3 separate regions of the Homo sapiens genome follow, and regions 2 and 3 are each linked to region 1. A link is a loop called in an ENCODE intact Hi-C map of the cell type or tissue named here. Cell type or tissue: sigmoid colon. All regions are shown on one strand. Region 1 overlaps TNC (tenascin C). Region 2 overlaps DELEC1 (deleted in esophageal cancer 1). Region 3 overlaps DELEC1 (deleted in esophageal cancer 1).

The links. Hi-C counts contacts between places; a loop is a spot of excess contacts. Peaks named below come from ENCODE experiments on the same cell type or tissue, not always from the same donor. Only the 100,000 strongest peaks of a DNase experiment are listed, where the experiment ranks them.
Region 2: it touches region 1 in a loop (3-fold over the local background); 7 of 110 quality-filtered maps call a loop at or near these places.
Region 3: it touches region 1 in a loop (2.9-fold over the local background); 7 of 110 quality-filtered maps call a loop at or near these places.

The regions. Positions count from the first base shown.
Region 1 is chr9:115,037,230-115,039,729 of GRCh38, reverse strand. TNC (tenascin C) reads left to right here. Exons shown (of 28, transcript NM_002160.4): 20 at 1,350-1,469. Among named protein-coding and RNA genes, the nearest start is that of TNC, 80 kb to the left of the region's middle. In sigmoid colon, no CTCF peak of the experiment used is centred here; a DNase peak (open chromatin) is centred at 1,389.
Region 2 is chr9:115,206,240-115,208,739 of GRCh38, reverse strand. All of the region lies in intron 1 of DELEC1 (deleted in esophageal cancer 1), which reads right to left. Among named protein-coding and RNA genes, the nearest start is that of DELEC1, 66 kb to the right of the region's middle. In sigmoid colon, no CTCF peak of the experiment used is centred here; no DNase peak of the experiment used is centred here.
Region 3 is chr9:115,145,627-115,148,126 of GRCh38, reverse strand. All of the region lies in intron 1 of DELEC1 (deleted in esophageal cancer 1), which reads right to left. Among named protein-coding and RNA genes, the nearest start is that of DELEC1, 5.1 kb to the right of the region's middle. In sigmoid colon, no CTCF peak of the experiment used is centred here; DNase peaks (open chromatin) are centred at 1,156 and 1,436; H3K27ac peaks cover 384 bases.

The DNA of each region.
Region 1 (2,500 bases):
GGACAATGTGGGCTCCCCAGTTGCCCTGCCACATCCTGGCTCTCAGACCAGTCATTTCATCCCTCAAGGCTCAGGTGCCTCTCTGTGAAATGAGCTGAGGATAGCTTCCCTCCACCCTCGCCAGGGCTGCTGGCATGGGCACAATTGAGTAGTAAGTGCAAAAGCAAGAGGAAATGGTCAGATTCATGCTGGCTTCTGAGAAAGTGATGTTGGGTAGTAGGAGAGGTCAGTTAAAAGAGGCCAGGGATAAATATCCTTTGAATATCCATCCTTTCTCAGAACAAGTCATTTGAAAACCATACTTAAGACTTCAAATACCTTTAATAGAGATCTTAATAACAACTGCAAGTATTGAGAGCTTTCCCTAGTACATCTTACACATCACACATTGCTTAGCTAGTCTTTATTAACTAAACAGTCACCCTTTGGCAGCTGAAGAAAGTGAAGTTTGGAGAAGGGAAATGAATTTTCCCAGGGCACAGAGGCACCAGGCAGAGAAGCCATGGTAGAACCCGGGACCACCGGCCTCCAGAGCCTGGCTTTATGTTCTCTGCAAGCCATCTAAGGAGAAATACCACTCAAAGCTCAGAAAAGGCTCGGGGCCAGGTGCGGTGACTCACGCCTGTAATCCCAGCACTTTGGGAGGCCAAGGAAGGTGGATCACCTGAGGTCAGGTGTTCAAGACCAGCCTAGCCAACATGGTGAAAAAACCCATCTCTACTGAAAATACAAAAGTTAGCTGGGCTTGGTGGTGCACACCTGCAATCCCAGCTACTTGGGAGGCTGAGGCAGGATCATTGCTTGAACCCGGGAGGCAGAGGTTGCAGTGAGCCGAGATCGTGCCACTGCACTCCAGCATGGGCGACAGAGTGACAGTCTGTCTCAAAAAAAAGAAAAGAAAAAAGCAAAGAAAAGAAAAGAGAAAAGAAAAGAAAAGGCTCGGGCAGTCTTAACTATGCAAGTCCCCTCTGTGTAAGTTCTTTCTCTGGGGAAAGTAATATAAACAATAATAATTCTTGTCATGTGTTCAGCCTTGTTCAGTTTACACAGCTCCTTTCCACCCATAATATAATGGAAAAATCAAAATAACACTGAAGATGAAACCAGCCAGAATTACTATCCCTATTTTACACATGAGGATATAGAGGCCCAAAGTAACTGAGCCAGCAAGGGAGGGAGTCATTACTCAAAGCCAGGTCAGGCTGGCTCCAGGCTTAGGTCTCTGAACCATTCCATGCAGCTGACACTGTCCTAACATCAGGACTCCATAAGCAGTGTGGACAGCAGAGCAGCTAGAGTCTGATGTCCCACCCAATGACTTCCCTCCTGTCCACCATCTTTCTTTGCAGCTCTGGATGGCCCATCTGGCCTGGTGACAGCCAACATCACTGACTCAGAAGCCTTGGCCAGGTGGCAGCCAGCCATTGCCACTGTGGACAGTTATGTCATCTCCTACACAGGCGAGAAAGGTAAGGTTTTGTCCAAGTCTCTCCTCACTCTAAGGAGTGTCTTTCCTGCTGTAAACTCTTCCCATTCGCTCTTCTCCCTGCCACATTTGGTACAGGATGATAAAAATGCATGGGTAGGTTGAAAAGGCCAGTAATGTTCATGTGGCTCCCAACTGAAACCTCAAGGGAGTCTGGTAGGTCATTTAAAATAAAAATAAAAATACATCTCCAGCCTCTACATGTTTTCCTGGCCCATTCCTCCTCTCCTGTTAGTATCTCTGCCTACCAGTGTGAGACACCCCGTTTAGGAAACAGTTGTCATCTTTTACAAAGAAGAAAACCAGAATCTAAAATCTTAACCAGACCGCTTCAGGCCATACTGAGCAGTCTCAACTTTTCAGAGACCACAAAAGAAGCTAGTTTTAGCAGATTTAATTAAAAAGTCTGAAATTTTAAGCCAGGTACAGTGGCTTACATCTGTAATCCAGCACTTTGGGAGGCCAGGGCAGGTGGATCACTTGAGACCAGGAGTTTGAGACCAGCCTGGCCAACATGGTGAAACCTCGTCTCTTCTAAAAATACAAAAATTAGCTGGGCATAGTGGTGCATGCCTGTAGTCCCAGCTACTCGGCAGGCTGAGGCAGGAGAGCTGCTTGAACCTGGGAGGCGGAGGCTGCAGTGAGCCGAGATCGCACCACTGCACTCCAGCCTGGGTGAGAGAGGGAGGCTCTGTCTCAAAAAAATAAAAATAAAAAATAAATAAATAAATAAAACAGAAATGTTTTCTTGTTTGGCAACCATCAGTGCTAATGTACCCAGTTGACAGATTAAACACTTGTTTAGAGCACCAGCAAACTACAGCTGCCAGAAAGTAAAATCAAATATAAGTAAGAGACTGGAGAAAGAGAGAGTGCTTTTCAATGAACCCCTCCATTTTGTAATGAGCTACTCTAGAAATAATTGTGTAATTTCAATTTCCAGGTATAGGTAAGTTTCATATTTTATGGTTTGGTATTGTTTTGCTCTCAGTGACAATATGAGCAGGCACCAGC
Region 2 (2,500 bases), 170 kb before region 1:
GGAGTTTTGCTGAGGTTAGCTATAAGGAATTTGTGGTTTGAATCAAAGGACTTCAGTTTTATGAGGTTTGAGGGCCTTTTTCAAAAGGAAAACCAGATGTATCATTGGAAAGCTCATGCAAAGAGGGCTATCTTCTGCAAATGCTGCTTTGAGTCTAATTCTGTTAGACTGGGTAGGGATTCAGTAGGGAGAGACCCTGGGGTGTTTTTTAAAACCCATTTGTTCCTATCTTGTGGACCTTCAGTGATGTTCTCAAATGGGTCACGAGGCTGGTATTTTATAAGCAATATGATCCACAGCCATGAGGAGAGGAATGATTCTAATATAGTCCAGAAAACAGTAGGGCTTTCCACCTCAAAACTTTACTTTAAATCTTTGAAAAGAACTAGGTTTTCTACCCCAGGAGTCCAGCATCTCCTGACCCAGGGTTCTCCTAGCACAGTCAACAGGAATGAATGCCTTCCCTAAGCCCCTCGTGGTCACTTGATCCTCTGGCTCTTGGTTTACTTTTCCCTCTTCCTTAAACTGTTCATTTTCAAGTAACATGGGGAAAGTCACATCAGTCTTATTGAGTATCCCTAAAAAGTGGAGGCAGGAGAATGGACTTGACGATAGAAGAATTTATTCTTGGTCACTAAGTGTGCTCAGCTGGCTATGTCTACCTCCATACCTCCATACCTCCTCTGGAAGTAAAGAAGTACCCTGGAAGTAAAGAAGACTCATGAGGTAATAAAAAACAGTAAGTAAAATTGCTTTGCCACCTAGACTGCAAAGACGATGAATTCCCTAGTGTGTTTATCAAAATTAACTGACAGGTCTTATGAAAAGACTGACTTATTTAATATATAAGGAAAAAACATCACAAGATTCAACAATATAAATGCATATAATAGGCTGGGTTCCTGTTATAAGATATGGCACCTTGCATTTTCCATACACTAATTATCTAACTAAGTTATTATAAGTTAGACATTATCTTTATTTCACATATGAGGAAATAAAAGTCCAGGGACTCAAGTGATACACTCAAGTCTAGGTTTGAATCTCTCAGTCTGTGTTTTTGTCATTTCCCCGACATTTGCATATATGTGGTTTGCTTAGCACTGATGGTTTGAGAAATAATTTTAGCTGGTGCATGGAAAAATACATTTCCATTTTAATGAGTATGTATGAATAGTATGTGCATCCAAATATCCAGGCATATCAGAGTTGTGGTTTTGTGAAACTAATTGTTTAGGATGAAGCTACTTTTACTGGAGTCTATTTAAAGAAAAATATTCAGAAATTGAAACATTAAAAAGACAGGTTTGGAAAAAGTTGTTAAGAATGAGTGAAATGTGGGAAACTCTGTTCTGGGCCAGACTGCTCTCTGTGTTTTATAACGAATGGCTGCAGGCTACAGGAAGCAAGATTTCTCAGAAAGCCTTAGTCAATGTGTCGGTCACCTCCCCTGGTATTTGCCAGCTCCTGCTGACACCACCATCCCCTAGCTGAAAGTCCCTGCAGCTAGAAATCTAGAAAGAAGCCCTTCTCCTAATCTCATTAGCCAAGTCTTGGTGATTTTAGTTCTTCAGCAGCCATTCCTCCCCAGTGTCCTGATTGCCCCTAATGCTTACATTCACATTCCCCACAACATTCTCACAACAGCATTCTCACATTCTCACAACAGCATCTTAACTGGCCTTCCTAACTCTAATCTCACAAGCTATCCTGGAAAATCCCCAGACAGCCATGTTACTTTCTGTGGTAGGCTGAAATGTCCTCCATCAAAGCCCAAATTCTAATCCCCAGAACTTGCAAATTTGTTACTTTACATGGCAAAAGGGACTTTGCCAATGTAATTAAATTAAGGATCTTGAGATGGGGAGATAGTCCTGGACTATCTGGGACAAAAGTTCTTGTGAGAGAGACACAGTAGAGTCAGGCAGACACGAAGATGTGGCAACGGAAGCAGAATTCGGAATATGCTTGGCCACCAGCCAGGGAATATGGAGAACCTCTAGAAGCTGAGAAAGGTACGGCTTCCCCAAAACCAGAGGAATGCAATCTGCCTACCATGTTACACATCTGATCTCCAGAACTGTGAGTCTGTGTTGTTTCAGACCACTAAGTTTCATGTTGTGCGGCAGCAATAGAAAATGAATGCACTCTCCTGTCCAAAGCCCCTCTTTTTTCTTGCCCAAAATCCAGCTTCTTAATCATTAAGTCACTCTTCACAATGGAGCCTCCCAACTTTCCAGCCTTATTTCTTGACCTCCAACCCCAAAATTAATATCAATAGCTAATATTTATTTTGTACTTAACTATATGCCAAACACTAAACCAAAATGTGTATATATATATAAAACATATATATTACATATATTTGTTAACTCATTAAATTCTGACAATAACATACAAGATAGGAATTATTATTGTCCTCCTTCTTACAGATGAGGAAACTTGAAAAAGGTACACAACTTACTTAAGGTCCAGAATTAATAGTAGTAAGGGAAAGATG
Region 3 (2,500 bases), 110 kb before region 1:
TGCAAACTTGAGTAATATTTTGTTTAGTTACACTTGTTGCATTTCTCCCATGAAGGTGAGGAATATTTTTGCTTTCTTAGTGCTGCATCCCTTAATAACTGGAAGAGTATCTGACACAGAAGAGGTGTCTGCTAAATATTTGTTGTAGGAATGAAATAATGAGTCACTTTAATCAATTAATCCTCCAGGAAGACAGGAAGACTCCTCTAATTTCCCAGGTTGGGGTAGGTCTTCTCATATTCACTTCTATATCCCCCCAGCTATATATTACATATGATTGTGTAATAATGTATGAAAACAAGCTGTTCTCATATCTGACTCTCCAAACTGCTCCTAAGTTCCTGAAGCTCATGAACCAGGACTGATTTATCTTTGCATCTCCAGTGTCTCCCACAGCAGTATTGTTCACTGAAATGAAGGTGAAAGGCTTTATAGACCAAATGATAATAATCAATGAAAAAAGGAGCTGTGGGACAAAAAAGGACTCGAGACTTAGCAATGGCTTACCTTGAAGAAAGAGAGATGGTTCTGCCATACATTACATTATTTTTAACCAACTAGCAAAATACATTAAATATCCATGTGAAGTGACGGGCCTTGTCAGAATAAGCATCCTGAACTGAGAGTCAGGCACCATCTATTCTGGCCCTAGCCTTTGTGTGAGTCTGAGCAAGGCCCTTCCCTTCTCTGAGCCCATTCTCATCTGTACCATGAGAAGATTAGACCATGGGATGCCTAAAGGTCCTTCCAATCCTGTGTTCCAGGATTCTATATACCTAGGACAGTGAATGGTGCAATGGAGGAAAAAAAATGTGTACAGTGTGTAACCTTGCTCTCACAAAAGCCAACCATGCAGGATTTGGAGTCAGAAACACATGGGTCTAAACCCAGAGTCTGAAACTTAACAAACTTTGTGAACTCAGACAAATTTCTCAATCTACTTAAGCCTCCATGAAATGGAAATAGTAATTCCTAACTACACATTCAATAAATAACAACTTGCTCTGCACTTCTTTCCCATACATCTCATGGCTGGCTGTTTTAGCCATGTTGACTCGAGAACGAGAAGGTTCTTTTATTAACAACATCCTAGCAGTTTGGATAGCTCAAGCGCTGCTGCACCTCCAGCTGACTCCAACACTGGAGTAGACAGCCTCCCTCACAAGGCTAAAGTTTTCCAGTCACTCTCTTTTGGGGCCTCTGAGCAGACTCTATTTGTGTTACCCAGGAAGTTTCTTGAGCCATTTCTTTTGCTAGAATTCCACGGTAAACATTCTTACAGATGACTTACTGCCTGTCACAACATTCTACTGCTCTCTTTCCAGAAAGAATTCCTGCAGAATGAGGTCAGTCGCTTACTAACCGTGACTTCTATTTCTTTCACCCCTTTTGGTCTTGCCATTAAGATGCTGAGTGACTGACTCTGGCTACCTTAATGGGTCACTTCCAACAGCTGTGGGAGCAAAATGTTCCAACAGTTCAAGACAGAGCCCAGAGGATCCACAAGATGAAGAACAGACTCCAAATACAATCAGAGGGCCAATGGGGAAATTCCAAGTTTGTAGATCCAGTAACCATGGAGGGGAACTAAGAAGTTCTTAGATATGTTTCTAAAAGATTTGGAAATGTATAGAGTGCAAAGATGCTTGCCTTCTTATAAACATTCTTATTCATCAATGGCCCCGCGATGCAGGAATGTTGTTTCTTTTTTCTATGCTTCCAAAGTGCTGGAGGCCCTTAAAGGAATTGTGATAAGGACATTATAGAATATACAACTCCTACTGGAAAGGGCGGCAGCAGCTCCCTCTCCCCAGCTATGGGGGAGCACAAACCAGGGGCCTTCAGGTAAACACCTCTCACTATTTCCCTCAAGAGGAAAATGGGTGTCTCCTTTGACCTCAGAGTGAGTGCACAGGAATATGCTCCTTCTCATAATCTCATATTGCTGAATTATGAATACATTTGCTACATCACTTTATCTTTCATGTCATATAGCTCATGCTTGACACATAATGTTGCAGAAGTGATGGCTTTTAGTTTGAACTAAAGACTATTGGCCAACCCTGATTTAGGAAACCGTTCCTATTCCCATCTCTAGTAGATAATAATTTCTCTGTGGTTGCTTACTAAACTAACACTTCAAAAAGGCAACAGAGGAACTATATTGCAATCAATCTATCGTCTACTCAGTTATTCAACAGACCTTTACAGAGCCTCTAGGAGAAGCAAAGGCTCTTACACTGTACTACTTGAATTTCAACCCCAGCCACTAACCTCTCTGATTCTCAGCTTCCTAAATCATGAAATGGTAATAATAACAGAATCTATCTCCTAGGGTTGTTAGTAGGATTAAGAGTCATGTCAACTTTACTACATGTAATAAAGTGCCTGACATTGTCTGTGCTGTGATGTTCAGTGGGTTAGGTGTATTAAATGCATTTTTGACTTATGATAGGTTTAACTTATGATGGGTTTATTGGGATGTAATCCCACCATAAGT